2 separate regions of the Homo sapiens genome follow, and region 1 is linked to region 2. The links are chromatin loops, found by intact Hi-C in ENCODE. Cell type or tissue: CD4-positive, alpha-beta T cell. All regions are shown on one strand. Each heading gives the region's core, and the rest is flanking DNA. Links, peaks and the distances in the headings are about the cores only.

Region 1 (15,936 bases), core at 3,692-11,691, 200 kb before region 2:
CTGCAAGGATACAGACCATACTGTTGTGACCACTGATGATGGTCAGCACTAGGGAAAAACAGCAGGTTTGAAGTGAGAAGGCAAAAGGAGATTTTTTTTTTTTTTAAGACAGGGTCTCACTCTGTCACCCAGGCTGGAGGGCAGTGGCATGATCATAGCTCACTGTAACCTCGAACTCCTGGGTTCCAGTGATCCTCCCACCTCAGCCTCTGGAGTAGCTAGAACTACAGGCAAGCACCACCACACCTGGTTATTTTTTATGTTTTTGTAGAGTTCTTGAATGTTACCCAGGCTGTTCTCAAACTCCTGGGCTCAAGCAGTCCTCCCACATTGGCCTCCCAAAGTGCTGAGATTATAGGCATGAGCCACTGCACCTGGCTGAGATTTTATCTTTTAACTTCTTGTTTGAATCTTTGTTTAACCAAGAACACACTCATAAGGCCAGGCATGGTGGCTCACACCTGTAATCCCAGCACTTTGGGAGGCTGAGGTGGGTGGATCACTTGAGGTCAGGGGTTTGAGACCAGCCTGGCCAACATGGTGAAACACCGTCTCTACTAAAAAATACAAAAATTAGCCGAGTGCAGTGGTTCACACCTGTAATCCCAGCACTTTGGGAGGCCGAGGTGGGCGGATCACCTAAGGTCAGGAGTTCAAGACCAGCCTGGCCAACATGGTGAAACCCCGTCTCTACTAAAAATACAAAAATTAGCCAGGCGTGGTGGCAGGTGCCTGTAATCCCAGCTACTCAGGAGGCTGAGGCAGGAGAATCACTTGAACCCAGTGGGTGGAGGTGGCAGTGAGCCGAGATCGTACCATCGCACTCTAGCCTAGATGACAAGAGCGAAACTCCATCTCAAAAAAAAAAAAAAATTAGGGACCGGGCACAGTGGCTCACACCTGTAATCCCAGCACTTTGGGAGGCCAAGGCGGGCAGATCGCCTGAGGGCCTGAGGTCGGGAGTTCGAGACCAGCCTGGCCAGCATGGTGAAACCCCGTCTCTACTAAAAATAAATAAATAAATAAATAAATAAATAAATAAATAAATAAATAAATAAATTAGTCAGGTTTGGTGGCGGCCACCTGTAATCCCAGCTACTCAGGAAGCTGAGATAGGAGAATCACTTGAACCCAGGAGGCGGAGGTTTCAGTGAACCAAGATCCGGCCACTGCACTCCAGCCTGGGCGACAGAGCAAGACTCGGTCTCAAAAAAAAAAAAATAATAATTAGCCAGATGTGGTGGCGCATGCCTGTAATCCCAGCTACTCTGGAGGCTGAGGTAGGAGAATTGCTTGAACCCAGGAGGCAGAGGTTGCAGTGAGCCAAGATCAGCCCACTGCACTCCAGCCTGGGAAACAGAGCGAGACTCCATCTCAAAAAAAAACAAAACAAAAAAAAAAACACTCATATTCCCATGTTTATACTTAAATTTAACTTTTTAAACAAATTTCTGATCAGTTTTTCTCAAAATACTAAAGTATTAACTTTTCTCACTATATCTAACTAAGTGTATATGCCCCTTCCAGATACAGTGACATGTTTAGATGGGTGTTTAATAAATACATTGATGATAAAAGAAAAAATTATATTTCCTATATTCAGATGACCCAAAACTACCATTTCCAAAAACATAATAAACCACAGTCTGAATTCTATACAGGAAAATGACACATGCTTCTCAGCTTTCAGGTATGACATTTTACCTTCTGTAAATAAATCCTACCCACTCCTAGGAGAGCCATGACCCACATGAAGGATGACAGTCTGATCACAGATGAGAATCTGAAGTCTAGGTATATAGTGTGCACCAGAAAGCCAGTGCCCGGTTCCTTGGGATCTTAGACACGGTATCAGAATCTTAAACTAGCAGTCCAGAAAATCCTCAGTCTTCTTCTATGAGATATTTCCACCATTCATGGTGTACCCCGCATAGATGTTTGTTCCTGTACTCCTATGATACCCTTCAGTGTTTGGGGAACACAGCATTGTTGGACCTATAGGGGAGACTACAGGTTTCCAAGTCATTATCTATGTTTAAATTCTGCTCCCCTCAGACAAGTACTTAATTCTTTAAGGGTTCCTTTAAGGGATTCTTTAAGATTACTCTAAGATGCAGAGTAATAACTACCTTTCCGGGTTGTTGATAATATTATCAATAAAGTGTGTAAAACACCTCAAACAGTAGTGATCTATCTCCTCAAACAGTGATCTATTTTAAAGTGATTATCAGGAGTCTGACACAGGTATAAAAAGTTTTTATTATCAGCATTGTACAGTATTCATAGATTTTATGAAGCATTCTCCAAAATATATCCTCCAAGGAGAGTAAGTCTGTTTTATAGAATACCATATGCCTGGGAAAGACCCAATCTCTAATTTTGTTTTGTTTTGTTTTGTTTTTTGAGACCGAGTGTCGCTCTGTCACCCAGGCTGGAGTGCAGTGGCGCAATCTCGGCTCACTGCAACCTTCGCCTCCCAGGTTCAAGCAATTCTCCTGCCTCAGCCTCGCAAGTAGCTGGGACTACAGGCACACGCCACCACGCCCGGCTAATTTTTGTATTTTCTTTAGTAGAGACAGGGTTTCACCATATTGGTCAGGCTGGTCTTGAACTCATGACCTCAGGTGATTTCACCCGCCTCAGCCTCCCAAAGTGCTGGGATTACAGGCGTGAGCCACTGCGCCTGGCCCCAATCTCTAGTTTTTACTACCCTTCTTTTCTCTCTTCTTCTTCCCTTTCTACATTAAGAAGCCCCTTCCTTAAATCCTAAGGTCCTTTTATAGGCAATCTTTGCAACTGATGAGTTTAATGCTGTTTTGTCCTCTATATAAAATTGTTAGCCTTTTCTGAGACTTCTCTGTTTCTTCATAGAGTCTTCCTTTTTTTTTTATTTCCTCCAGATGGCTCTTTTTATTAATTGACTTACAATAGGGGCAGGTCAGTTTGCTGGAGATAGGAAAATGTTGAAAAACACAGCAAATAAGACACAAGCTAAATATGCAGCAATTGCTATCCAAAACCTTGGATCTTTCAGCAGTGCTTTATCAAAGCAGCTAAACACCGTGTAGCCAATGGACATTCCAGCAAATCCACCTGCAATGTGAGCTGCAAAAGACACCTTGGGAGAAAAGGAGGGAAAATGGAAATAAGTGAAGACAATGCTAATTGTGTATTTCAGTTGCATCTCTCTTATTCAAACACAAATACCGTCACAGTTAAACAAGAGTCTTAAAGGTCTAGAGAACTAGGGGTAAGGCAAAAGAGACACAAAACTCCATGTGCACAGAGAGAAGGAGATACTCTGAAAGATACAAAGCTTAAAAATGTCATTTTCACCCATTCTTAGAGTACAAAAGACAGAGAAATTGTTTCTCATTCTTAATCATCATTGCATTTAAAATAATTCTATATAATGCCAACTAAGAGAATGGTTGAGTTGCCATGAGGGATCTCTATAGCAGCATAATCTGATTCCACATACATGGGGTTTCAGATTTAAAACACAAGTAATAACATACACAAGAAATACCCAAACAGAAACTACCAAATTCAAAGACAAATCACAGCAAAACTGGAAAATTTTGTCAATTTTCTTTATTGTCAACTTATAGAACTCAATCTTTCATTGCTGTTTTCCAATCTGTTTTTTTGTTTTGTTTTGTTTTTTGAAATGGGGTCTCAACTCTGTCGCCCAGGCTGGAGTGCAGTCGCATGATCACAGCTCACTGTAGACTCAACCTCTAGGACTCAAGCAATCCTCCCATCTCAGCTCCCCAAGTAGCTGGGACTACAGGCACATGCCACCATGCCTGGCTAAACCAACTGCTTTTTATTCTATGTGGACAGGAAAATCCATTCTCTCCTGTTTTTTGTTTTTTTGAGACAGAGTCACTCTGTCACCCAGGCTGGAGTGCAGTGGTGCGATCTCGGCTCACTGCAACCTCCGCCTCCCAGATTCAAGCGATTCTCCTGCCTCAGCTTCCCGAGTAGCTGGGATTACAGGTGACTGCCACCACGCCCAGCTAATTTTTGTATTTTTAGTAGAGACGGGGTTTCATCATATTGGCCAGGCTGGTCTCAAACTCCTGACCCTGTGATCCGCCGATCTTGGCTTCCCAAAGTGCTGGGATTACAGGCATGAGCCACCACGCCTGGCCATTCTCTCCTGTTTTGGAATAGCTACCAATATGGCAGGTGCAGTGAAGTAGAGCCAGTGATCAGGGCTGTGAGAGAGTTAAGTGGGAAGGACAATTCAAAAGTCTGATTTCCTTAAAAATTTTCTTAACTTCCAAATGGAAATTTGGCTGCCCTAAATCACAGCGTTGTAACCCCTATTTGATAACCCTTTTTGACAGTAAACTAATTTCTATTTTATAAAAGAAAGAAACTGAACTCACCGGAGACCCATCTTCAGGAACAAAGAACCTTCTATAGAGAGCAAATCCCATGTCCAACACAACTAGAAGGAAAAACACCCTGATAAAGGCTCAGAATCTCCACAGTAGTACACCAAATGTTTTTGGTTCCCCTCTAATAATAATAATACTAGCTATCATTTATTGATACTTAACTCTGTGACAGGTGCTTTTCTAAGAGATCTTTTAACTCATTAATCTTCATCACAACCCTGTGAAGTAGGAACTATCATTATCCCATTTTACAGATTTATTCATCCAACAAGCATTCATTGTCCTCTATGTGTCAGGCATTATTCTAGCTGGTAGATAGGCAGCAATGGACAGATCTAACAGCCCTGACTCATGGAGCTGACAAACTGTTGGGGGGTATGTGGGGGGGTGATTGGTAGGGAGGCAAACAAATAAGTAAAACATACAGTATGTCAAATAGTGCTAAGTGCTATGGAGAAAATACAAAGAGAAGAAGAAATAGGAATGCCAGTTGTCGAGTGTGATTTCCAATAGGGGTGTCAAGGAGGATCTCTTTGAGAATATGACGCTGGACAGAGGTAAGGGTCCAAGTCATGCTGCTATTTGACATAAGAGTGTTTCAGAGAGAGGGAAGACCAAGTACAAAGTCCCTAAGCAGGAATGTGCCTGGTGTGTTTGAAAAATACCAAAGCAGTTGAGCTGGCTGGATCAGTAGTTTTCAAAGTGGTTTTTACCAAGACCAGCAGCATCAGCTTCACCTGGAAACTTACTAGATATGAAAACTCTTAAACCCACCCCAGACCTACTGAACCAGAAAACTTAAGGGTGGGACTCAGCTTTCTGTTTTTGTTTTTGTTTTTGTTTTCAGAAGGTGAGTTGTACTCTCCTTAGTAGATTCCTACTTCCATGGCTGTGTTTTCCAACTACCAACTGTGGTAAAGTTGTTTCCAACAACTTTGTTTTAACAAGACCTCCAGGTGATTCTGGACTAGAGTTAGGGATAAGGTTGTGGGTGATGAGGTCAGACAGGTAGCAGGGGACAGATTATGTAGGGTCTATATGGGCCATTGTAAGGACTTCAACCTTTACTGAGTGATAGGAAGTCTTTGAAAGCTCTTGAGCACAGGAGTGACATGATAGATTTTGTTTGTTTGTTTATGACAGAGTCTCAACTCTGTCGCCCAGGCTGGAATGCAGTAGTGCAATCTCGGCTCACTGCAACCTCCGCCTCCCAGGTTCAAGCAATTCTCGTGCCTCAGCCTCCTGATTAGCTGGGATTACAGACATGTGCCACTATGCCCGGTTAATTTTTGTATTTTTAGTAGAGACAGCATTTCACCGTGTTGACAAGGCTGGTCTCCAACTCTCGAACTCCTGACCTCAGGTGATCCACCCACCTCGACCTCCCAAAGTGCTGGGATTACAGGCTTGAGCAACCACACTGATGGTTTTACAAAGATTATTCTAGCTGCCATATAGGAAGTAGACTATAAGGGAGCAAGAACAGGAACTGGAAGACCAGCTGGAAAAATACTATTGTAGCAATCGAAGTGAAGAAGGATGGTGGCATTTTATACATAAAGAAACCAAGACACCAAGACTCCACTCTCAGCCACCACACTAATTGCCTGTAATTACCATCGGGAGTTCTGAAGGTGTCAGGCCATGAAAGGAAATCATTCCATATTCTCCAATAAAACTGTGAGAGCCAGAAGTTAGGCAGTCGTCAAGTAAGTCGGATCTGCACTGCAAAAGGAGCTTCCGACTTCTTGGCCTAGAAGAACTCTGCCCTATATGTGTAGTGCTTGGAAACATCTCTTGCAGCTATCACATTCCACACCCATCCCCTAATTCCCTATGCTCTACTTAGTGAGCCACTGTGTCCTAGGAGATGAAAAGACCTAGTCCTTGCCTTTGGGAAAATAGCATCAGGACATGTGCTCTGACTAGATTCCCTTTCAATACTGTATTGATTGATGTTGAAGTCACTGGACAGAAATTGAGGTCGAGGAAATATTCAATATTCATTTAGTTGTAAATGACTATTACACAAAGTGCTAGATTCATGAGGCTATATAATATTTTCTTTTTTTTTTTTTTTCAAGACGCAGTCTCACTCTGTCGCCTAGGCTGGAGTGCAGTGGTGCAATCTCAGCTCACTGCAACCTCCACCTCCTGGGTTCACGCCATTCTCCTGCCTCAGCCTCCTGAGCAGCTGGAACTACAGGCCCATGCCACCATGCCTGGTTAATTTTTGTATTTTTAGTAGAGACGGGGTTTCACCATGAGATCTCCTGACCTCGTGATCCACCCGCCTCGGCTTCCTAAAGTGCTGCGATTACAGGCGTGAGCTACCGTGCCTGGCCCATATTTTCAATCATCATTTGCATTTCCTGGTCCACATAAATAACATGCCCATGGGTCTAGGAAAGTGTTTTTAAAAAACACTGCCACATAACTGGAAACAGTTACTTTGGCTTAGTCTTCCACAATAGGAGACCTCCTCTCAGAAAGTCTTTGTAACCATTAGTATGTCAATTTCTCCAACCAGTTTCTCTCATCTTGCCCCTTCCTATATCTGAGTCTGGTTCTTTCCTCTTTCTGCTTCCTAGGGGACTTTTCTTCTGGGTTGCTGCAGCCTCTAAACTGAGATGTGTCTTCCCACCTGAAAATAAGCCCTTATTCCAAGAAGCCAAACCATTGTCCTCCTTAAAAATTTAACATTTACTTTAAAAGAGTTGCCTTCATATGGATTTTTTTTTTTTTGAGACAACCTCGCTCTGCTGCCCAGGCTAGACTACAGTGGCATGTTCACGGCTCACTGCAGCCTTGACCTCCCAGGCTCAAGCGAATTCTCCCACCTCAGCCTCCTGAGTAGCTGGAACCACAGGCCCACACCGCAACACCTGACCAATTTTTTTGTAGAGACAGAGTCTCCCTATGTTTCACAGGATGGTCTCAAACATAATGCTTGATGAAGGAATGTTTTTTAGGGCAATTGCCATTTACAATTAAGAAGAATATTTACAACTTGGCTGGGCTCAGTGGCTCACGGCTGTAATCTCATCACTTTGGGAGGCTGAGGTGAGTGGATCACCTGAGGTCAGGAGTTCGAGACCAGCCTGACCAATATGGTAAAACCCCATCTCTACTAAAAATACAATAATTAGCCAGGCATGGTGGCATGCACCTGTTGACAGGAGAGGCTGAGACAGGAGAATTGCTTGAACCCAGGAGGCGGAGGTTGCAGTAAGCCAAGATCACACCACTACACTCCAGCCTGGGCAACAGAGCGAGACTCCGTCTCAAAAAAAAAAAAAAAAAAAAAGAAGAATATTTACAACTTTATACACATTACATATTACATATTACAAAATTATATACATTTCCAAAGAAACACATTTCAAATACAGATGCACTTATATTTTATTAATCTGGTATGTGTTGTAACTCTTCCCATTTTCAATAGTAGGTAAACCAGGCCAAAGAACTTTTAGAAATGAAGCAGACTGACTGAAGACCCCGTATCTCAGGTGACAACAATTCTGTGCCCAAACAATGTGTCCTCTGATTCTGGGTGTGACCCTGAACAACTGAGGAGGCAGCTCAGCTCCTGCAGCAGCTCTGCTGCCTCCCAGATACTCACTCTCCCTTCTCTTAGGTTTTGAATTTGTTATGAAGAAAAAAGTTAAGAATAGTATAAACTATAAACAAGTGAATTATTTTATCTCAGAGTGAAATATTAGCGTTCTTATATTTAAATGGTCAATAAACTAAAGAGTCCCTTCCCACAGACATAGTTGCCTCTGTTCCTGTAATGGGGATAATCGAACCCTTCATAGAAATTGCAAAATCCTGTTTTCTTACTATGTGGACAGCCAAAAACATCTTAGGCTTTATCAGGTATAACCTCTGCCTTGGCTTTCAGGTCTGACCCCAGGGTCTGTCATTCTTCCACAGCCCTCCAGGTGGAGAGAACTTCAACTGGAGCAGGTCTGTCAACACCAGTTACCACCCCCACCTTTGCTCTTGTTTTCTTCCATGCTCTATGGCCTGCTGTCATCTGGAATCTACCTTTACTCTCAGACTCAGCTGCACTTCCATCCCCTCTCCAGACAGCATTCTTCCTAACCTCCTTTAGCATGTGATTCTAGAATGCTTGGAGATTTCAAAAGCCACATTAGTCACCCTCTTGGTCTGGGCTTCTTGAACGGTTGCCCGCTGCCACCTGCCCCCCGCTCCCCCAACTCTCTATCATTAATCCTCAACTATCAGCTATCACTCAATACTTACTGGATCAGTTTTTTTTTTAATCTGAAAATTTAGAAATTGAGGAAGAAAAGAGATTATATCAGTGGTTTCCAAGTTTTCCCTCTGCAGACAAAATCACATACAGCTTCCAATATATGAAAAAGTCCAGTATATAAAATATAAGTGAAGCTATTGTGGTTCAAGTAGAGGGGGTGCCTAGGGCTCTATTCTCTTGGCTTCCCCCACTCCATAAAGATACTAAAAGCCAAAATACATCACGTAGGCATGTCTAAGAACCACCCATGAGAGCCTGTAAAACTCCTTCGTTTACTTCTTTCTGCTTAGTGCTGTGAAGTGGACAATTTTTCTCTAACTGTAGGCTTGCAGTTATTCTCCATGTTAGTGTCTGGGAAATGTGGAAAGGCCTTCTGAAGCCTAAACCAATCACATGGTGAAAATATTATGTGAGATGATTATGTGAAATAGGTCATTGTTGTCAAACCCAGCTAAATCAGAGTTGAGGGGCCAGGGGACAAAAGCACTCAGAGCACATAGCACTGCTCCAACAATTGAATTCTCCACAAGCCCAGCTGCCGAAACTACCTGTTCTAACCATAAGACTAGTTTTACCTAATAGCTGCTGAAACAAATTGAGTCTAAGAATCAGGTCTAAACAACACAAGTCTAAGACTAGTTCTCCCCACTACCATCACTCACCAACCAGCTCCCAAAGGCTGCTCTAGTGCCAATGAGCTTTCTTTCAAAATAATATGTAAAATTTATCTTTCTAATAAAACCCCCAGCCTTTTCTTTTGTACTTCAGACATACCATAGACCTCCCAGGTCTGTGTGTATGCCCCAAATTGCAATCCTGTGATTCCCAAATAAAATGTTTAGAGATTTGTCTCTATATTTTATTTTCACTTGGACAGTATGAAGTATTCACAAAACACACTTACTTATCAGGATGATGATCAGCAGTCTGAAAATTCCAAAGGCAGGAATCATTTCTTGAAAATTCTTAAAAAGAGATAAATAATAATTATATAAGCTATCTATGGACAAATGAAACCTCAACTCTACTCCCTCTTCATCTGCTCTTCATTTGAAATAATCTTCCAGTATCAAATATTTGCAAAACAAAGCATGAGTGTCACAGCCGAGTTTTTAAATGTATTTGGGAAGTACAATGCACTTTGGAGAATAAAATGACAAGACATTTAATTTAATAATATAAATGACACAATTTTGCTAGCCAGAAACAATCTCAATAAAAGTAATATAAAATCAGCACTTAACATGTCAATAAATAAATAGATAAATAAATGCTGTTAAACTAAGATTGATGAAATATTCATAAGATTTTTGGTTAATATTCATTTGATGTTTCTTCATCCTCTTTCCCAGTAGTATTTAGCAAAGACTTAACTGAGATTTGAGTATTACCTTAATTTTTGAGGTAATTTCAAAAACATTGAAAATATTCGTCAAAAATTATTGCAGGGTCTTTTGGGGGCGCTCTTGGGGGGGTTCTGTGAGGGGAGGTAGAAGACAGGGAGGATCTCACTCTGTCACCCAAGTTGGAGTGCAGTGGTGCAATCTATAGCTCACTGCAGCCTCGAACTCCTGGACTCAAGCCTTCCTCCTGTCTCAGACTCCTGAGTAGCTGGGACTACAGGTGCATTCCAGTACACCTGGCTCATTGTTGGATTTTAGCTTTGGGTCCCTTATGCGTCAGTGGCGAACTGCTGAGCGAGACATTTCTAATATAATTTATTGAATTACTTGTCCCTTCACTTTCAAATTAGTAACTCTCTTCCCAAGGAGTAAAGATGCTGAAATAGGCATGTTTACTCTAAATCAATTATTTTCAAACTCTTGTGACCATGACCTACAGTAAGAAATAATTTACATAACAACCCAGTACACGCATAAATCAAACAATAACACTGACTTTTTTTTTCTTGGGTTTAACTTTTGGCCACAGTTCCTTAAAGTGAGTCTACAACCACTAATGGGTTGCAATCCAAAGTTGAAAAAACCACTTTTCTTAGTGATTTCTATATTTGGAACAGTTTTATAATTGCTTTACACTTTTCTACCTAGAATTTTGTTGTTGTTGTTGTTGTTGTTGTTTGAGTTGGAGTCTCACTCTGTCGCCAGGCTGGAGTGCAGTGGCACAATTTTGGCTCACTGCAACCTCCACCTCCCGGGTTCAAGCGATTCTCCTGCCTCAGCCTCCAGAGTAGCTGGGACTACAGGTGCGTGCCACCACACCCAGCTAATTTTTGTATTTTTAGTAGAGACGGGGTTTCACCACGTTGGCCAGGATGGTCCCGATCTCTTGACCTTGTGATCCGCCCACCTCAGCCTCCCAAAGTGCTGGGATTACAGGCATGAGCCACCATGCCTGGCCTAGAAATTTATCCTACAAAAAAAATTTACACAAATGCAAAAAGATAAATGTAAAAAGCATTTCTTTTCTTTTTTTTCTTTTTTTTTCTTTTTTTTTTTTTTTTTTGAGACAGAGTCTTGCTTTGTTGCCAGGCTGGAGTGCAGTGGCATGATCTCAGCTCACTGCAACCTCCGCCTTCCAGGTTCAAGCCATTCTTCTGCCTCAGTCTCTCGAGTAGCTGGGACTACAGGCACACACCACCACACCCAGCTAATTTTTGTATTTTTAGTAGAGACGGGGTTTCACCATATTGGCCTGGATGGTCTCGATCTCTTGACCTCATGATCCACTCACCTTGGCCTCCCACAGTGTTGGGATTACAGGCGTGAGCCACCGCACCCGGCCAAGGGCATTTCTTATAGCATTACTTGTAAACATGAAAAGCAGGAATCACCCCAAATTTTTTTCAGCGAGAGATTCATTAAATAAATCATGGTGCATCTATATAGAGGATGCTAGGGAGCAGCTCTAAGCTGGGAGGATTTCTAAGCACTGACATGGGTAGATGGTCAGGATGCTCTATGATAAAATGCAGAACAATATAAGGGTGGTGTCATTGTTATAAGATTAACATCGGTAGGATTTTGAATACATGTAGAAAAAGGTCTGGGCTGCTCTGCCTATGAAGTAGCCGTTCTTTTATTCCTTTACTTTCTTAATAAACTTGGTTTCCTTTAAAAAATAAAATAAAATAAAAAGGGCTGAAAAAAATATATAAAACTGTTAACAACGTCTTTCACCACCCACCCAACTGTTAACAGATACTATATTGAGGACCTTAACTTTCTACTTTTTTATTTAAAATTTTATGTTGTACTCATTACTTTTGAAATGAGAAAAAAAATGATAACATATGAAAGGAAGCTAGGTGCGGCAGCTCACGCCTGTAATCCCAGCACTTTGGGAGGCCAACGTGGGCAGATCGCTTGAGCCTAGGAGTTCGAGACCAGCCTGGGCAACATGGCGAAACCCTGGCTCTACAAACAATAAAAACATTAGTCAGGCATGGTGGCCCACACCTGTAGTCCCAGCTATTTAGGAGGCTGAGGTGGGAGGATTGCTTGAGCCCAGGAGGCAGAAGTGCAGTGAGCCATTATCACACCACTGCATTCCAGCCTGGGCAATGGTGCAAGACTCTGTCTCAAAAAAAAAGAAAGAAAAGAAAGGAAACAAAATGGCATTGCCATACAATTCTCAGAAAATTGAGTGCTCAGTAAATATTGATAAATGAAGGTTCGTTGAAACAAAGAAGAGTTACTGTTTTCTGTTTTTTTAAGAGACTCGTGGACTCCATCCCCATGGTTCTTACCACCAGAACATTCATAAAATAGCCTCCCATCAGAGCATAGACTCCTCCTGAAGCTCCCACAAGATATCTGAGTGGGTCAAAGATGGAGCTGGCAAGGGACCCTAAAGAAATAAAACACAAAGGATCAGACATGACTATACGGATCAGGAAAGATAAATCTTTCTAATCTAAGGTAGACATTTGGGAAGTCTGGTCTATTATCACATTAGCAAGCAACAAATCTATTTTGCCCCTTTCATACCATAGAAGCATAGCTGTATATGCTAACTACCACAGTGTTTCTGAAAACATGGAATGTTCATTAGAACAGCAACATAGCAGTGACAATGGCAGAATCGTCTGGAGCCAGAATTACCAGCAGTGTGACTTGAGGAAGTTAGTTGACTTCTCTATGTCTCAGTTTCCCTACCTGCAAAATGGGGCTATTAATAGAACTTACCTTAATGGATTGTCAGGGTAAATAATGAGTTGATGTGTGTTTTGTGCTTAGAATACTGCTTGATGTGTATTATATATTTGTTAGCTATTAGGTTGGTGCAAAAGTAATTGCGGTTTTGCCATTACTTTTAAGGGCAAAAACTGCAATTATTTTTGCATCAACCTAATATTATTGCAAAATATCCTATGTTCAGTCAAAATACCTGAGACAATCCAACATTTTATTATCTAATAGCTATCTTTCTCAATGAGCCATAATGTGCCCTCAGAATCCTTCTCAACATACGATCCAATCAGATTCCCCAAGCAAGATGAATCCTAATTGCTAACCTAATCCTAGATTTACTGGACCAAAACAAGGCTTTGCAAACCACCTTATGCAAAGACTAAAATATTCTCTCTATACTGCTTAGTTCTATTACTTGGTCTATTCCTTTCAAGGTCTTCTTTCATTTCCTTAGTGTATGATACAAAACAATACAGTACCTATTTTGTGCAAGAAAAAGTGTCTGTCCTCAGTAATTTTACAAAGAGATGAGCAAACAACTATTATAAAGTACAGAATATAACAACTACTATGACAAAAATAAATTTATTGTAGAAGCACTTAGGAAGGAGTGATTTTCTCAGCAGAAGGGTGGAGTCCTTGCTACTCTGAGGAGGAGGAGATAGCATTTTCATTAAACTTTGAAGAATCTTTTTTTTTTTTTTTGAGATGGAGTCCCACTCTGTCGCCCAGGCTGGAGTGCAGTGGCGTGATCTCAGCTCACTGCAAGCTCTGCCTCCCAGGTTCATGCTATTCTCCTGCCTCAGCCTCCCGAGCAGCTGGGACTACAGGCGCCCGCCACCACGCCTGGCTAATTTTTTGTGTTTTTAGTAGAGACGGGGTTTCACCATGTTAGCCAGGATGGTCTCGATCTCCTGACCTCGTGATCTGCCCACCTCGGCCTCCCAAAGTGCTGGGATTACAGGCGTGAGCCATTGCGCCCGGCCTAAACTTTGAAGAATCTTTAAGATTGGCCAGACACTGTGGTTCACTCCTATAATCTCAGTGCTTTGGGAGTCCCAGGCAGGAGATTGCTTGAGGCCAGAAAGTCAGGAGTCTGAGACCAACCCGGGCCACAGAGTGATATCCGTCTCCAAAAATATAAGAAAAATATTAGCCAAGCATGGTGGTACCCGCCTGTGGTCCTTGCTACTCAAGAGGCTGAGCCAATAGGATCACTTGAGCCCAGGAGTTTGAGGCTGCAGTGAGCTATCATCGTGCCACTGCGCTCCAGTCTGGGTGACAGAGGAAGACCTCTCCCCTCACCCCCACACACAAAAGGATTGGATAAGAAAAACAAAAGAGAAGAAGGTATTCAGGACTTAGAGAACTGGAAAAGCAATGGCATACAAACAGGTATATGGATGACTGAAGATCAGTGAGAAGTAGTCCAGTAGGCCGGGCACGGTGGCTCACGCCTGTAATCCCAGCACTTTGGGAGGCCATGGCAGGTGGATCAGCTGAGCTCAGGAGTTCGAGACCAGCCTGGGCAACATGGCGAAACCCCATCTCCACTAAAAATACAAAAATTAGCCGGGCATGGTGGCAGACACCTGTAATCCCAGCTATTTGGGAGGCTGAGGCAGGAGAATAGCTTGAACCCTGGAGGTGGAGGTTGCAGTGAGCTGAGATGGCGCCACTGCACCCCAGCCTGGGCAACAAGAGTGAGACTCTGTCTCAAAAAAATTGAAAAAAAATAAAATTAGCTGGCTGTGGTGGCACATGCCTATAATTCCAACTACTGGGGAGTCTGAGGCACGAGGATCACTTGAACCTGGGAGGCAGAGGTTGCAGGGAGCTGAGATCGCACCACTGCACTCCAGCCTGGTGACAGAATGAGACTCTGTCTCAAAAAACAAAGAAGTAGTCCAGAGCAACTTAGAGCAATGATTCTCAAATGCTAACCTATAGACTAGGGCTGGGGTGATTATATCATAATCATATGAGAAATTTATTTTTAAAATAGATACAAATGTCTACTTCTGACCATGATAAGGTCACAAGAATAGGATTTGCTGTCTCACTTGAAAAAGCCAAAAGCACTGGACAACATATAGGAAAGAATGGTCTTCAAGATACTAGACATCAGAAAACAAAACCAGTAAACCCTTAGAGACAGGGAATCAGTTATTAATAGATGAGTTATCTGATTGCCCAGGTACTACCTTGAGGGAGATTACAGAATACAGCGCATGAAGCAGGAACCCAGGCAGATCTCAGCAAACTTTAAGTTGATGAGATGAAGTTTAGAGTCCAGATAGATCTGGACTGCTAGAGTTTACAAGACAGGGTACCAGAGAGCAGAAAGCTGCATACAGAAAACTCCAGAAAGGAGCATGCAAGGAAATTACCCAAGCCAAGGAAAGAACCACCAAAAATGAAGTGGGAAGACTACCTGTTGCTTACACAGCACCAGAGAGGCTAAGTAACTTTCTGTACTGGAAAACTCTTTTGTTTCCACACATCATAAGTCTGGGCATTTTATGACAGGTGAGTTACATCTCAATCTTAAAATATATCAGGACAAAACCACACACTGCAGAGGGGCAGGGCTCCACCACCAGTTACTCACTTCCCTTGAAACAGAAGCTCAAGTATAGAGTAGTCTTCTGTGACTAAGCTTGTTTTCCCTCCTTTCTGACTTCTAGGGATAATCCTTGTTTGAACAGGATTTGAGGTAATGTAGGAAACTGCTCTCAATACAGAATTTTTAACTTGATGAAGAAATTGGAAAGAAATCACAGTAGGAAAATCAAGTTTGATCAGGATGAAGTTAGCATACAAAGGAAGTGCAGCAAGGCCCAGGTACCCCCAGAGAAGGGACTCAGACGACAACCAGAGGGGGGCCAGGCAATCAGGGGCATGTCGCTAAGGTCAAAGGTGGGGCAGACCTTGGTCCCCTGCCCTCGTGGCCACCTTACCCAGACCATCCCAATAGCATGAACTGTCCTACAAGGTCACCTTACCTAGGGAAGATGGGGGGCAGTTTCTCAATGCTGGTGTTTGGTGAGCCCAAGAGTGCTCAGCCTTCACTGTCCTCCCTAACAGG
Region 2 (15,936 bases), core at 4,313-12,312:
TCCTCTGAGGTGGAATATTACCCCCATTTTGCAGATGAAGAAACTGAGTCTCAGAGAGGTGAAGTGACTTGCCCAAGATCACAGCAATTGTAAGTGGCCAAACCAGAATATATACCCAGGTCTGTCTTACTTCAAGTCTGGTACATTTTCTAATATATCTGCTGGAGACAGAGTGGGAGAAACCAGAGAATTTCTGCCTATTCTAGCCCATGGTTTGCTTCTTGCCTGCTATTGAGATCATGCTTTAGCTTTTTGAAAATACTTCCCATCTGTTGCCCCACTTTATCCTTATAGCATTCCTGGGAGGTAAGTAGAACAGGAATATAATAATAGATACTGTGTATTGAGTGCTTACTGGGCAGTGGGCACTATTAAGCACTTTACATGCAGGATTAAGCACTTTACATGCAGAACCCAACCCTATAGGGCTAGGTTCTAACTGTCGTCATCCCCATTTTGTAGATGAGGGTGCTGAGGCTCAGAGAGATTAAATGGCTTCTCCAGGGTCACACAGCTAGTAAATGGAGTAGAATTTAAACCCACAGCATTCTGTCATGGGATCTGTGAGCTTAATCCTCCAAATGTGCCAAATAGCAATAATAATAGTTCCTAGGAATAGGAGCTAACTTTTACATGATGCTTTAAGATTTATAGACATCATCACATATAATATCCCCCAAACCTCATGAATTAGTTTTGGGATGTATTGTCTTCATCCCATTTTCCAGGTGAAGAAACTGAGGTACAGATAGGCAGGACTAGAACCTCTGCTTCCCAAGTCCCAGTGTTCCTTATGGGACCCCTTTTGTCTGCTCACATTCACCCCTTTCTCCTTCAGATCACTTCTCCCTGGGCTCCCAGGCCCTCCTGCAGCAGCCCCCGCCTGGGCCATGTCTTCCTCAGATGAAGAGACGCTCAGTGAGCGGTCATGTCGGAGTGAGCGGTCTTGTCGGAGTGAGCGATCTTACAGGAGCGAGCGGTCGGGGAGCCTGTCTCCCTGTCCCCCAGGGGACACCTTGCCCTGGAACCTGCCACTGCATGAGCAGAAAAAGCGGAAAAGCCAGGATTCGGTGCTGGACCCTGCAGAGCGTGCTGTGGTCAGAGTCGCTGGTAAGAGAGGTCCCCCAGCAGGCTGGACGCTGTGGGTGTGAGGGAGGAATGGGCCAGGGCACAGCAGCTGTGTGGGGAGCCGAGGGGTCCTCACCAGGGCCTCTGACAAAGCAGCCATCATCTGATTTGTTATTATTATTCTTGGAAAGACGTTGAAATAACATTAACGAAAAACTCAAAAGAGGAAAATCTGCCACCCCTTGCTCACGTGAGACCTGTTTTCATTTCTGCACCTTCTTCCCTGTCTTTGTCCCCATTCAGTTATATTTTCTATGCAGTTGCCTTCATGGCTTAGGTACCATTCTGCATCTGACTCTTTTCAGTTAATCTTATATTAAAAAGATTTTCCATATTGCACTTTAGACTTTATGGTTACCATTTCTAAAAGCTGTCTATTTCATGACTTTCTAAATCCTACTCTTTTTTCACTTTTTGGCTATATTAGACAATGCTGCTGAGAACATGGTTAAGAATGATTTGACTTCTGTTATTTCCTTATAATGAAATCCTTGGAGAGTACAGTTTTACTTGTATCGCCTTCCAAAAGTGTTCTACATGCTGACCTTTCACACGACGTGAAGGCTGGGGCTACCTCCTGTGGTGGGATGTGCCCAGCTCTTTGCCAAGCAGCAGCACAGTGCTGTAGTTATGAGTGTAAGCTTTGGAATCAGAGAGGGTAGGGTGCTGGATCGTGGCCCTGCCACTGACCAACTGTGTGACTCTGGGCAAGTCCCTTATTCTTTCTCAGTGTCACTTTCCTTGTCTTAAGAATGCCCACTGTGCAGGGATGCCTTGAAGGTTAGATGAAATAATGTGTGGAAAGCCCTTAGCACAGTTTTTGGCTCAATAAAGGAGATGCTTCCACTGAAGGCATCCACAGCTGCCTCCCTGAAGTGTGCTCAGCATCTCAGCAGGGTGTTGGTGTTACAGTACGGATAGGAAGATAGAGCAGTGCCTGCAGCTAATTCAGTGACATCACCCGCTTTCAAGCCGTCACCAAGGCCTGTACTGCTACCTTCTTTGTGTCCCTCAAATAATACAGCCACCCCCTCCACTGTGTCATCTCTCACCTGGACCTTCCAATGAGCATTTAATAGCTCTTCCTCTCTTAGTCTTGCCACCATCCTCCACGTGACTAATAGAGTATTTTTTTCTAAAATACAAACCTCAAGAACACATATTCTATTTTATGAAATGAAGTGCTGCCTGTACAACACTTCATTAAAAATACAATAAAAAATAAAATAAAATACAAACCTAATTCTATTACTCGGCTGCTTAAAAACCACCTTTGGCCCCTCATTGCCTGTGGAATCAAGGCTTCAGCATAAAGACCCATCAAAATTACTTACCTCTTCAGCTTCACCTGCCACCACCTCTACCCCCAATCACCCTGCCACAGTACACTGTAACTGGACCCCCAGAGGGATGCATCTTGCAGGATGAAACCACCACACTTTAATTTTCTTCTCTGCAAGATGCTGGTAAACCCTCCTCCTCTTTTAAGTGCCGCCTCCTCTGTCCTTAATGCCCCCAGTGGTATCCAAAGCTTCCTCCTCCGCTCTCACAGTCATACTTTTCTCTCCTCCATGTTCCCTTGTTCAATGTAGCAGTTAACCCACAGGGTGCCCATCACTCCCTTAGAAGAGTGAGCAATTTGGGATGTGTCTTATGTTTTGAGCCCCCGAGGGCTGCACGGGGCCTTGTACATGCTAGAGATCAATTGGTATTGAATGACTGAATGAATGCTGAATGAGTGTTTTGAGGATATTATGTGATGTGACAGACTGTGATCCAGAAACAGGCACTGAGCTATAACGGAAAGTTAGAGAAAGGCTTATGTGGGCTCAGGTAATCAGGAAAGGACTTTAGAGGGAATGAGCTCCAAGTGAGGAGACAACAGTGGGGCCTGGAAGGCAGGAGGGAGAGTTGGAGCTCTTTCTAGTGGGCAACGAGGAGTCCTTGGAGGAAGTCCTTCTCAAAACCTTTGGGCCTGCAGCATCAGCCAGTAACAGAATTTTAGAGCTGTCCCTAGGGTGCAGGAAGGGGTTTACTTGTCCCCAGTCTTGAAGGGCCATAACTCAGGGCCCTGATGACTCATAAACCTCTTTCTCCTGAAGAGAGAGTGGGCTGTCTCATTCTTCCTTCTTTATGCCCTCTGCCTCCATCCTTCATCACTCATGCATACTTAGATCGTTTTGTGATGATTTCCACTTCCAGTCTTCTCTGAGGAGGCCCACGGGATGATTTGCTTGCTGCTTCAGATTTGGAGTCTAGAATAGAAGTGGAGTGGACTCAAGGAGGCTTAATTTTACACAGGCAAGGCTCCTAAGGACCCTGCTGGGTCAACTGAGCAAAGGGATGGTGGGTGCTGCGCTGTGCTGTGTTTCTGGCATAGATGCTGATCTCCTTTGCATCCTGACACTGCTGAATGCCTCTTTTGAGGAGGGGGCTGGGCCAGTGAGGCTGAAAATGGGGAGACTGCCATGGTTAAAAATAACTTGTGCACTGCAGTTGGGCGTGTTTCTTTAGCAGGAGAGGAGAGAGGCAGCAGAGACGAGGCGGGACTGCGACTTTAGGGTCTTGCTGAAATCTTCATGTGATTTTAGAATGCTGTGGGGGCTCCACCAGAGTAATGGAAAAGGCAGCCTTAGCTCTGCAGGGACTCCTTCACAGGAGGTGCAGGGGGGCATGTCTGGGAGACCCTGGATGCTCTGAAGCTCTCTGAAGCAGAACTTTAATTGTGGGAGGAAATGAAGTCAGTCTTACGCTGGAAGCCAGCTGTGGCCTGTGCAATTTTCTCCTCCCCCTGGATCTTGCTTATGAAGCCAAGTGGGGGTGTCTGAATCACTCTCACCAAATAGAGATCTTCCCTTTCCCTGGCCCACTCCGTGTCCTGAGCTGGTCTTAGGGCCTCGCCCTTGCTTGAGAGGCCTGATGGGGCAAGCCTGGTGGTCACACATGTCAGAGTAGAGAGGGATGTCGGGGCTGAGAAACCTGCTGATTTCAGTCTACAAAGCCAAACAGGTTTTAGGGTGCTGAACCTTGTTCTTCTTCCCATCTTCCTGTTCTCATCCTTTCCCTACATTTGTTTCTCCTTCTTCTTTGCCAGCCATATTCTCAACTCCCTAAGCCCAGCCACATTCAAATGTAACAAGAGTCACTAATGAAAGTGTCTTGTTTCGGTTTATCAGCTTTATGGTTTACACAGAGATTTCAAAATAACTCTGTTAGGCAGGACATATGTTAGCATCCGAGGCTCAGAGGGTTTAGGGGACTTGCCTATAGTTACACAGGACTGGTAAACACAGATCTTCTAACTCCAAGTACATTGCTATTTCTTTTTTTTTTTGAGACAGAGTCTCACTTTGCCACCCAGGCTGGAGTGCAGTGGCGCAATCTCAACTCACTGCAACCTTCACCTCCCGGGTTCAAGCAATTCTTCTGCCTCAGCCTCCCGAGTAGCAGGGATTACAGGCGTGTGCCACCATGCCCAGCTAATTTTTGTATGTTTAGTAGAGATGGGGTTTCTTTTTTTTTTTGGAGATGGAGTCTCGCTGTCGCCCAGGCTGGAGTGCAGTGGTGCAATCTCTGCTGGATCTCAGCTCACTGCAGGCTCCGCCCCCTGGTTTCACGCCATTCTCCTGCCTCAGCCTCCTGAGCAGCTGGGACTACAGGCGCCTGCCACCTTGCCCGGCTAATTTTTTGTATTTTTAGTAGAGACGGGGTTTCACCATGTTAGCCAGGATGGTCTCCATCTCCTGACCTCGTGATCCGCCCGCCTCAGCCTCCCAAAGTCCTGGGATTATAGGTGTGAGCCACCGCGCCTGGCCCGAGATGGGGTTTCACCATGTTGGTCAGGCTGGTCTTGAACTCCTGACCTCAGGTGATCCGCTTGCCTTGGCCTTCCAAAATGCTGGGATTACAGGCGTGAGCCACCGCACCCGGCCCTGTACATTGTTATTTCTATTTCCTTAGGCAATACCTGGCAACCAGCCCAGTCTGAATCTTCTGTAGTTGACAATCTAAATCTCCACACTCACCTGAGAGACTTGGTCACTTCCGGGAAAGGCCTCAGGATCCTGGTCTATAGAACCAGGAAAGGGGAGAGACAAAGATCTTGGAAAATTTGCCTCTTCCCCTCTGGCTCTCTGTCTTTAGTGAAGAGCAGTAGAAATATCCTTACTTAATGGTGGGGAGCAACAAGGAAGTGGGGCGCTAGGGAGCTTACTGTAGCAAGGAGTACAACCCCAAAGGGTAGAAACAAAGAGAGGAAGAAATGATGTATCCCTTGGGACCTGTGGGGAGTATATTGAGAACAGGGTGCAAGACAGGGTGTCACATGGCTGTACACTGCACAACCCTTGGGGGTGCGATTCACATCACATTTGTTGTCATTGCAGACGTGTACATTTATTATTACAAGTTTCCTGCAGATGGCAGTAACATGTTTTGAAGAAGGGCTCATGTTTGGGCTAGGGCACGGTAGGGTGCAGGAAGATTCCACCATCTACCCATCAATCAGGTATTCATTCATCTAACATCACATAATCAGGACCCTCCCTGTCCTTGGCATTGATATTCAAAGATGACTGAAGATGTGGTCCCTTCTGCATGGAACTCAGTCTAGTGGAGAGGACAGAAGGGAGAAAAGGCCGGGTGTAGTGGCTCACACCTGTAATCTCAGCATTTCGGGAGGCCGAGGCAGGAGAATCATTAGAGCTAAGGAGTTCAAGACCAGCCTATGAGACCCTGTCTCTATTTTTTTTTTAAGTAGTTAGAAGGGAAAAAATAATTATATCCCCGTATGTGTTGTGAAAAAGGGGAGTGCAGTGACTCAGAGCTAAGGATTGGATCCCTCTCTGGTTGTTCATTTATTCATTCCTTCAACTAAAAAAGGGGTTAAGCTATGTGCCAGTAGAAAGCATCTATGGGATTCATTCCTAGGAGTATCAGCAAATGCTGCTGAAATAATCATTCCCAACATCTGCTCCATTGTGGCCTTCTAGTCAGACGACAATTGTCTCTCTGCACAGCCCTTGTTTCAGTTGGCTTTATATTCACGTTCATTGTTCCCAGGTTCATTTCCCTCACCAGCTCTGGAGGTCTCTGTAGTCAGGAGTCCCATCTTACCCTTTTTGCCCTGGGACAGAGAGCCATGAGAGCACTACCTGGTCAGAAGCTGGAGCTTACTCCTCTGGGCCCATGTGTCTCTCCTCCAAGTTGGGAGCTCTGAGAAGACATCTCACAGGCACCTCTCTGCTTCATTCATTCATTCAATAAAAAAAATGGATTAAGCTCCTGCCATGTGCCAGGCACTGCGGAGATAACTGAATCTGGAGTTACAAGACTTAGGCAAATGACCTCACTTCTTGGATCCTCAGTTTCCTTATCTATAAAAGGGAGATGGTGATAAAGGGTGTAAAAGGGAAATGAACGAGAATCAGAATGTGCTGGAAAAACACAGGTTCACATGGCCCGTTACTGCACTTAACAGTGTCATTCCTTGTAACCTCCCTGGCAGCCAGATGAGGCAGTGGAGACTCAGGAGGCCAGCAGTTTCCCAGGCCAGCAAAGAAGGAGCCCAAGCCTCTTATTTCTGTCCCCTTCTTTTGTTCTTTAGGCCTTTGTCAGGGAGCAGATGGAAGTGGCTTATTCTGGCCAAGCCGTGAGTGGGAAGAAGGGAATGCAGGGATGGGAAATGGAACCCTAAAGACAATCTCATTGGGAATCCTTACTCCTCAGCTGCCAAACTTCCTTGCCCTGAGGCTCTTCGAGTTTTGTATCCAGGAAGGCTCCTCCTCCTTCCCAGCTTCTCTACTTCTTCCTGGCAGTGTCCTCAGAGTCTCTGGCCCTGTCCTGGAGCTTGGTTTCAGTAGCAGCAGAGAAGAGCAGAGGAGAGTGCCCTGAAAGTGGGGCAGAATGAATTGTAGCTACACACCACCAGCTCAGCTCCAGCTCTTTGAAAGTAAATCTGGGTCACATTAGCTGTGGGCTGGAACATGACCACGTGGGCAGAATTCTGTGCAGGCAGCAGAAAAGACAGCCAATCTGTCCTTTCTCTGAGGTGCAGGGCCCCTGTGGGACCCCAGTTGGTGAGGGAAGGTGGTTTCTGGATTGCAAGGTGTAATGCCATCTTAATGCCATCATGCTTTTCTAATGACATCCTAGGTGACATAGAGAAAGGTATGGAATGGCAGTTTGGCTCATGCCTTTCTGTTTGTTATGGGAGAAGCCTAGGCTGAAGGTAGGAATGCAGAGGAAGGACTGGTTACTTTGGGGACTGTGGAAGGCCATCATTTCTCAGTCTCATGGGCTCAGGGGTTAGATGCCACCAGAGTAGCTGACACTGCAGCAGGATCTAGGGCTGCACTTGTTCTTTATTTCAGCAGTCCTCCCCTTGAGGAAAGGTCTGTGAACAGATCCATCATCACTAAAGTGTTATATGGAGCCTGGCTGGCCTCCTTTTTCTGGTTGCTGTGGCTAGGGCCTGCCATGATTTGGCCCGGCCACTGCTTGTTGCCACATGTCAGTTACAAGCCTGCCAGCCTGAAAGCCCTGTCTTGGCTTTCCTGTAGGAGCAGAATAGGTGTCCCTTGCTGGAATCTCTGCCTGGATCTGGGATACTGCTACAGGGAAGGTCTGAAGCCCCTATAACTTGAAGGGTGATGATTATGAGCTGAAGCTTCTGTCTTAAGCTGTGCCCCACCCCTACCCCAGAAGATACCAGGCTTTTGCCTTGTGGTCAGGGGAGGATTCTGCCTGGGGCCTCAGTGGATGTCTCTGGGATGCCCTCCCCCACTCATTCACACATTTCTTCATGTGCTCACTCTTCCATTCATTCACGCAAAGGGCTGGCTTTGGGAGTCAGCTGGAGCCCTAGTTTCATTGCTCACTTGCTAATTGGGTGACCCTGGGACGTTAGTCACTTCATTGAGCCTCAGTTTCTTACAGTTAAAATGGGGGAGCAAGAGCACTACCTCAGAGACTTGCACAGTAGATTAAATAAGGTAGTTGGGAGTAGGATGCTTGGCCCAGTACCTGCTATATATTCAGCCCTTGATAATTTTTTTTTTGAGACAGAGTCTCGCTCTGTCACCAGGCTGGAGTGCAGTGGCACGATCTCGGCTTACTGCAGCCTCCACCTCCCAAATTCAAGCGATTCTCCTGCCTCAGCCTCTGGAGTAGCTGGGACTACAGGTGTGCGCCACCATGCCCAGCTGATTTTTGTATTTTTAGTAGAGACCCATGGTGGGTTTCACCTTGTTGGCCAGGATGGTCTCAATCTCTTGACCTCGTGATCCACCTGCTTTGGCCTCCCAAAGTGCTGGGATTACAGCCACTGCACCCGGCTGCCCTTGATACATATTAGCTCTTTTCATGAATATCATTCATTCACTCATACACTTGTTCATAGATTCATGAATGTGCTGATTTATCCCCTTGCTTATTCACTGATTACACACTTGCTTATTTAACAAATATCCCTAGGGCTACTTTGCTCTAGGCTCAGACTGCACTTCAGAGCCCAGCTCCTGCCTATGAAGACCGTTAGAATGCAGCATGAACTGAGCTACGTTGCAAGTCCAAAGAGTTTTGAGGAAGTTCTGGAAGGGAAGGCACTTCTACTCCTGCCCCTCCCTGGCTTAGAGCAATGATAGTATTTCTTCTGGGGCTGGGAAAAGAAATAGGAATTAGCCAGGACAACCTGAAGAGACAGGGCACTTCCCGGTGGTTTGCATCTATTCTTGCTCTCCTTTCTTTGGCTTTCGTAGGAAGGAAAGAAGGAAAATGAAGAGAGAACAGCTGGTGAGAATTAGGAACTAAAGAATCTAGACGGTGGTTTGGGGAGTGAACTCTGGACTCAGTTTAGGAGCACCTTAGAGCTGGTGCCAGCTGGGTTCCTCCGGTGAATAATAGCTGGTAAAGTCACTGTGTAGAGTCCTAGATGGGTGCCAGGCATTTTACATACATCATTTAATCCTCATAGAACCCTGGGAAGTAGTTGCTATTCTCAACAGAAATGTTAAGTAACTTGTCTGAGGTTATACACTGAGCAAATAATGGAGCTGGGATTCAGCATTACTTAATGTGCATGGCGCCCCCTGGCCCTCAACATGTACAATATGCCCTTTGCAGTTATTCAAGTGCTGAGTTTCTGGTCAGCCTAACTCCAAAGCCCTGGCACTTTTCAGGATATTTCAAACATAGTAAAGTAGTGAGAATAGTACAGTGAACCCCCATCACCCAGAAACAAGAATGATCAATTAATTCATGGCCAATTTTATTTCATTCATACACCGCTGTCAGTGGAAAAAACACAGTTCCTGTTTTTTCTTTTTTCTTTTCTTTCTTTTTTTTTTGAGATGGAGTCTCTCTCTGTTGCCCAGGCTAGAGTGCTGTGGTGCCATCTCAGCTCACTGCAACCTCCGCCTCCCGGGTTCAAGCAATTCTCTGCCTCAGCCCCCCGAGTAACTGGGATTACAGGTGCCTGACACCATGCCCAGCTAATTTTTTTGTATTTTTTAGTAGAGACGGGGTTTCACCATCTTGGCCAGGCTGGCCTTGAACTCCTGACCTCATGATCCACCCGCCTGGGCCTCCGAAAGTGCTGGGATTACAGGTGTGAGCCACCGCGCCTGGCAAGTTCCTGTTTTTCCATTCTCTTACTCAACAATCAACACAAGAAGACTTCTGTGACGCCAAGATATGTGGGGACTTCTCCCCGCCAGCAAGTTAAACAATAGTTCTGCAGTGGACACCAGCGGGGTGTCCTCCAGTTCAATTACAACACTGTCTACCTGGAAATAGCATCAGATCTCACAGTTTGAGGGTTCAGTCCCCAAGACATTCCCCTACTCCACTTCTTTTTTTTTTTTTTTTTTTTTTTTTTTGAGATGATGTCTTGCTCTTGTTGCCCAGGCTGGAGTGCAATGGCTCAATCTCTGCTCATTGCAACCACCGCCTCCTGGGTTCAAGGGATTCTCCTGCCTCAGCCTTCTGAGTAGCTGGAATAACATGTGCGCGCCACCACGCCTGGCTAATTTTTTTTTTTTTTTTTTTTTTGAGACGGAGTCTTGCCCTGTCACCAGGCTGGAGTGCAGTGGTGCGATCTCGGCTCACTGCAACTTCTGCCTGCCGGGTTCAAGTGATTCTCCTGCTTCAGCCTCCCGAGTAGCTGGGACTACACGCACACGCCATCACACCCAGCTAATTTTTGTATTTTTAGTAGACACGGGGTTTCATCATGTTGGCCAGGATGGTCTTAATCTCTTGACCTTGTGATCTGCCCACCTTGGCCTCCCAAAGTGCTGGGATTACAGGTGTGAGCCATCACGCCCGGCCAAGGGATTCTTTTCTTTTTTTTGAGACGGAGTCTTGCGCTTTTGCCTAGGCTGGAGTGCAGTGGTGTGAACTTGGCTCACTGCAACCTCTGCCTCCCGGGTTCTCCTGTCTCAGCCTCCTGAGTAGCTGGGATTACAGGCGTGCGCCACCACACCTGGCTAATTTTTGTATTTGTAGTAGAAATGGGGTTTCACCGCGTTGGCCAGGCTGGTCTCGAACTCCTGACCTCAGGTGATCCACCGCCTCGGCCTCCCAAAGTGCTGGGATTACAGGCGTGAGCCACGGTGCCCAGCCCCACCCCACTCCACTTCTAATGCCAATCACAAGACTCAGATTTTTTTTACCTGTGCTTCTGACTGACTGGCTATAATGGGGTGCTGGCTGGGTGCAGTGACTCATACCTGTAATCCCAGCATTTTGAGAGGCCAAGGTGGGAGGCTCGCTTGAAGCCAGGAGTTCGAGACCAGCCTGGATAATATAGTGAGACCCCGTCTCCACAAAAAATAAAGCAAAATTAGCCAGGCAGGAGAATCGCTTGAACGCGGGAGGTGGAGGTTGTGGTGAACTGAGCTCACGCCATTGCACTTCAGCCTGGGCAACAAGAGTGAAATTTTGTCTCCAAAAAAAAAAAAAGAAAAGAAAAAAGAAAGAAATCGGGCCGCGCATGGTGGCTCACGCCTGTAATCCCAGCACTTTGGGAGGCCCAGGCGGGCAGATCACCTGAGGTCAGGAGTTCGATACCAGCCTCAACACGGAGAAACCCTGTCTCTACTAAAAATACAAAATTAGCCGGGCGTGGTGGTGCATGCCTGTAATCCCAGCTACTCGGGAGGCTGAGGCAGGAGAATTGCTTGAACCTGGGAGGCGGAAGTTGCGGTGAGCTGAGATCGCGCCATTGCACTCCAGTCTGGGCAACCAGAGCGAAACTCTGTCTCAAAAAAAAAAAAGAAAAAAAGAAATTAGCCAGGCGTGGTGGTATGCGCCTGTAATACCAGCTACTCAGGATGCTGAGGTGGGAGGATTGCTTGAGCCCGGGAGGTCAAGGCTGCAGGGAGCTGAGATTGTGTACTGCACTCTACCCTGGGCTACAGAGTGAGACCGGATCTCAAAACAAACAAAACAAAAACCACAAAACACACAGAGGATACAGGTGAAGAGATGCAGAGGGCAAGGGCGAGGTATGGAAGAAGGAATGTGGTGCTTCCATGCCCTCCCTTGTATGCCACCCTTCAGGAATCTTCACGAGTTGTTATCCTGGAAGCTCCCTGAATCTTAGGCCTTTCATGGAGACTTCCTTGGGTAGGCATGATTGACAACCATGCAGAAATGTGATTGGGCAAAAAGGGTATGTCTAACACTAACAGTGTGGAAACCCAGCAAAGCCTGGCTGTTCAGATTCTGCTTGAATTTTCTATGTAGTATTCCTTCCCCCAGGGTATGGGGCAAGACTCCTGAAATAGGGGTCTCATGATTATAGTCAGAAATGTGGGGGAAGGCGGCTGGGTGCGGTGGCTCACGCCTGTAATCCCAGCACTTTGGGAGGCCGAGGCGGGCGGATCATGAGGTCAACAGATCGAGACCATCCTGGCCAACATGGTGAAACCCTGTCTCTATTAAAAATACAAAAAAATTAGCTAGGCATGGTGGTGCGCGCCTGTAGTCCCAGCTACTCAGTAGGCTGAGGCAGGAGAATCATTTGAACCCAGGAGGAGGAGGTTGCAGTGAGCTGAGATCGCGCCACTGCACTCCAGCCTGGTGACAGAGTGAGACTCTGTCTCAAAAAAAAAAAAAAAAAAAAAAAGAAATGTTGGGGAAGGCTGAGAGTGGTGGCTCACACATATAATCCCAGCACTTTGGGAGGCCGAGGAAGGTGGATCACTTGACACCAGAAGTTCAAGACCAGCCTGAGCAACATAGTGAGACCACCATCTCCACAAAAAAAAAAATTAGGTGTGGTGGTGCATGCCTGTAGTCCTAGCTACTTGGGGGCTGAGAAAGGAGGATCCCTTGAGCCCAGGAGGTCATGGCTGCAGTGAGCTATGATTGTACTACTACACTCCAGCGTAGGCAACAGAGTGAGATGGCTGTCTCAAAAAAAAAAATGGCTGGGTGCAATGGCTCATGCCTGTAATCCCAACACTTTGGGAGGCCAAGGCAGGAGAATCACTTGAGTCTGGGATATCAAGACCTGCCTGGGCAACATAGTGAGACCTTGTCTCTAGAGAAAATCAAAAAATAATCCAGGCGTAGTGGCACATACCTGTGGACCCAACCACTCAGGAGGCTGAGGTGGGAGGATCATTTGAGCCAGGGAGATGGAGGCTGCAGTGACCCATGATCGCACCACTGCAGCTGTGATCATCATCATCCAGCCTGGGTGACACAGTGAGACCCTGTCTCAAAAAAAAAAAAAAAAAATTGCAGGAAAGATTGAGTCTTGCTTTGGGAGGAAAAAGAAACAGGTGAAAGGAGGGCAGGAGGGCAGAAAGATTCTGTTTTCTAAGACTTGACTTGCTTCTGAGGTCTACAGTGCCTCAACATTATAGCAGAAAACTATGACAAGGGCTATAGAAGTTATGAGCCAGGAACTGTGAACGAAAAAACCCATATATTGCAACCCCACTTCTCCCTCCCCAGTTATGTATAAGAAAGTTCCGGTAGCTGGGTGCAGTGGCTCATGCCTGTAATCCTAGCTACTCGGAGGGCTGAGGCAGGAGAATCACTTGAACCGGGAGGCAGAGGTCGTAGTGAGTCGAGACTGCGCCACTGCACTCCAGCCTTGGTGACAGAGCAAGACTCTATCTCAAAAAAAAAAAAAAAAATCAGAAAGTTCCCGTAATCACATACTTCTACCTTCCTCCGTTTTTGTTTTTGAGACAGAGTTTTGCTCTGTTGCCCAGGCTGCAGTGCAGTGGCACAATTGTAGCTCACTGCAACTTCAAACTCCTTTACTTCCCTCACTTTTTAACCATTATATTATACTACCTTTCCTCTAGTAGTAAATATACCAGTTTATCTGCTTCAGAGTCCATGTCTGAGGACTGGAACCACTGCCACCTGACCTACTGCCCAGAGTCTTCATGAGGGATTCCTTTTTTTTTTTTTTTTTTTGAGACGGACTCTTGCTCTGTCACCCACGCTGGAGTGCAGTGGTGTGATCTCGGCTCACTGCAACCTCTGCCTCCCAGGTTCAAGTAATTCTCCTGCCTTGGCCTCCTGAGTAGCTGGGATTACAGGTGCCCACCACCACGCCCGGCTAATTTTTGTATTTTTAGTAGAGACGGAGTTTCACCATGTTGGCCAGGCTGGTCTTGAACTCCTGACCTCAGGTGATCCACCCGCCTCAGCTTCCCAAAGTGCTGGGATTACAGGTGTGAGCCACCGCGCCTGGCCTCTTCATGAGGGATTCTAACACCCAGATGTTCAGGCTCCAGGGGCAGTGTGTCCCTCCTAGCGTTGCTTGGCTGATCCTCTGGTCCTTCCAGCTTGAGGTTCAGGCTCTATCCCCAGAACACACAGAGCTAGGCTAGAGCATATCTGGTTCTGTTCTGCCAGTATAATTAAACTAAATATCCAAAAAATGAATTTCAAGGATTCAATCTTGACAGACTGAAGTCGAGTTGCAATAGGATTCAGGTCCTTAACATCATGGCGGGAGGATAGCACAGTGGCTCATGTCTCTAACCCCAGAACTTTAGGAGGCCAAGGTGGGTGGATCACTTGAGCTCAGGGGTTCAACATCGGCCTGGGTTACATGGCGAAACCCCATCTCTACAAAAAATACAAAAATTAGCTGGGCATGGTGGTGTACACCTGTAGTACAAGCTATCTGGGGGACTGAGGCTAGAGGATCACTTGAGCCTGGGAGGTTGAGGCAGCAGTGAGCCATGTTCATGCCACTGTACTGTAGCCTGGGTGACAAAGTGAAACCCTGTCTCAAAAAAAAAGAAATTCATCAAGGGAATGAGTTCCATTTTTGTTATAGGGGCCTGTGCCCCAGGACTGCCCTGATGCTGGTGAACTGCTTCACGTGACTCTGATCTCAACTGAGAGCATTGGCCACCACTCTCAAGGGCCTCTCCCGGCCTCAGTGATTTGTGCTCTTTCCAGGCTGCCTGTTAGTGCCCCTTTAGAGGTTTCTACCTTGAGATGGTGTTGGATGGGGAGCTGTGGCTTCAAGTGAAGAGAAGTTTCATAGATTAAAAAAAGCCACACCTCACAGTTTGGGGAACCTCCCAATTCCCCAAAGAGTATAGACTGCCTCAGAGGATCCACACAGGGTAAGACCCTGTCCTGCCTCAGAGCAGGAAGAGAGATTGGGTATGGTTCAGCAGGGCTCACATTAGCCTGATTCCTTCAAGAGTGAAGATAAAAACAGTTTTACTGACAAAGAAGCTGGGAGACAGCAGAGGGGCCAATACCTTTTATAACTACTATTGTTAGGTTCTGAATGCCAGCCTTGGCGCTCAGCATCTTACATGCTGTATTTGACCTAATCCTCAAAACAACTTTAGGAGGCAGATGTGCTACAGCAGAGGAAGCAGAAGCCCAGAGAGTTTGGTAACTTGCTCAAGGTCTCCCAGCCAGTAAGGGGCCAAGCTTGGAATGGTGCTAGCTCTGCCTAGGGCAACCCACTGCCTCCCCCATTACAAGGAACAGTAGTTTAATAACAGCTAACATCTGTGTAGCACTTCAAGGTTCACGGAGTGCCTTAACATCCATTATCTCTACTGTGCCTTGGGAAGCCGGTGCGGTGAGGCCTTCCACGCCCCTTTGGGATAGCTGCCTGTCAGGGGTCCAGCCTCTGCTCATTTCTTCCAGGAAGCACTGGAGATTATTTGGAGTTGGCTCTGACGAGCCACGGGAGAGGCCTAGGGAGAGGCTGAGGTGGAGCGACTTGGCCAGTTGCTATGGTAACCCAGATGGCTGAGTAACCATTTTGAGGGTTGCTATGGTGATGGGCTGCTGGTGGCAGGGATCTTGTCTTCCTGGGTGGCTGGCACCCTCCAGGCCTCTTAAATTGAGATGTTGCACTTTCTGAACAGAAGAGGGCAGCATGAGAGCAGGCAAAGGCTTCTTACCCCAGAGCGGATTTGGGAACTTGAGGCAAAGCTTAGAAAAGGTTTCTAGGAGCTGGGCAGAAAGGGAGCTTTGGCTGGTGCCCAAGAGGCTGGTGGAGCTTCACTTCTGAGACTAGAACTAGGTAATTTTCTTCCAAGAGCTGGTCAAAGGATAATGCTTGGGGCTGCCCCTTCAGTGCCTGGCATCAGCTACTATTGGGGAATATAAAAGTTACAGCAGACAGCTACCCTTGCAAGGAGGAATGGAGAGAATATGTGCATGTGTGCACACACACACACTCACTACTAGCAAAGAATTTCTTTTTTTTGAGATGGAGTTTTGCTCTTGTTGCCCAGGTTGGAATGCAATGGCACGATCTAGGCTCACTGCAACCTCTGCCTCCTGGGTTCAAGCGATTCT

Evidence for each region. Peaks named below come from ENCODE experiments on the same cell type or tissue, not always from the same donor. Only the 100,000 strongest peaks of a DNase experiment are listed, where the experiment ranks them.
Region 1: it touches region 2 in a loop (4-fold over the local background); 3 of 110 quality-filtered maps call a loop at or near these places.

What each region holds. Positions count from the first base shown.
Region 1 is chr1:38,883,566-38,899,501 of GRCh38, forward strand. It overlaps RHBDL2 (rhomboid like 2), which reads right to left. Exons shown (of 8, transcript NM_017821.5): 5 at 12,404-12,504; 6 at 9,599-9,659; 7 at 4,398-4,459; 8 at 2,242-3,118. The coding sequence ends at 2,939. Among named protein-coding and RNA genes, the nearest start is that of GJA9-MYCBP, 9.9 kb to the left of the region's middle. In CD4-positive, alpha-beta T cell, for the core only: no CTCF peak of the experiment used is centred there; a DNase peak (open chromatin) is centred at 8,376.
Region 2 is chr1:39,083,329-39,099,264 of GRCh38, forward strand. It overlaps a transcript of MACF1 not described here. Among named protein-coding and RNA genes, the nearest start is that of NDUFS5, 65 kb to the left of the region's middle. RefSeq lists an enhancer at 15,363-15,452. In CD4-positive, alpha-beta T cell, for the core only: CTCF peaks have their summits at 9,246 and 9,448; DNase peaks (open chromatin) are centred at 7,110 and 9,213.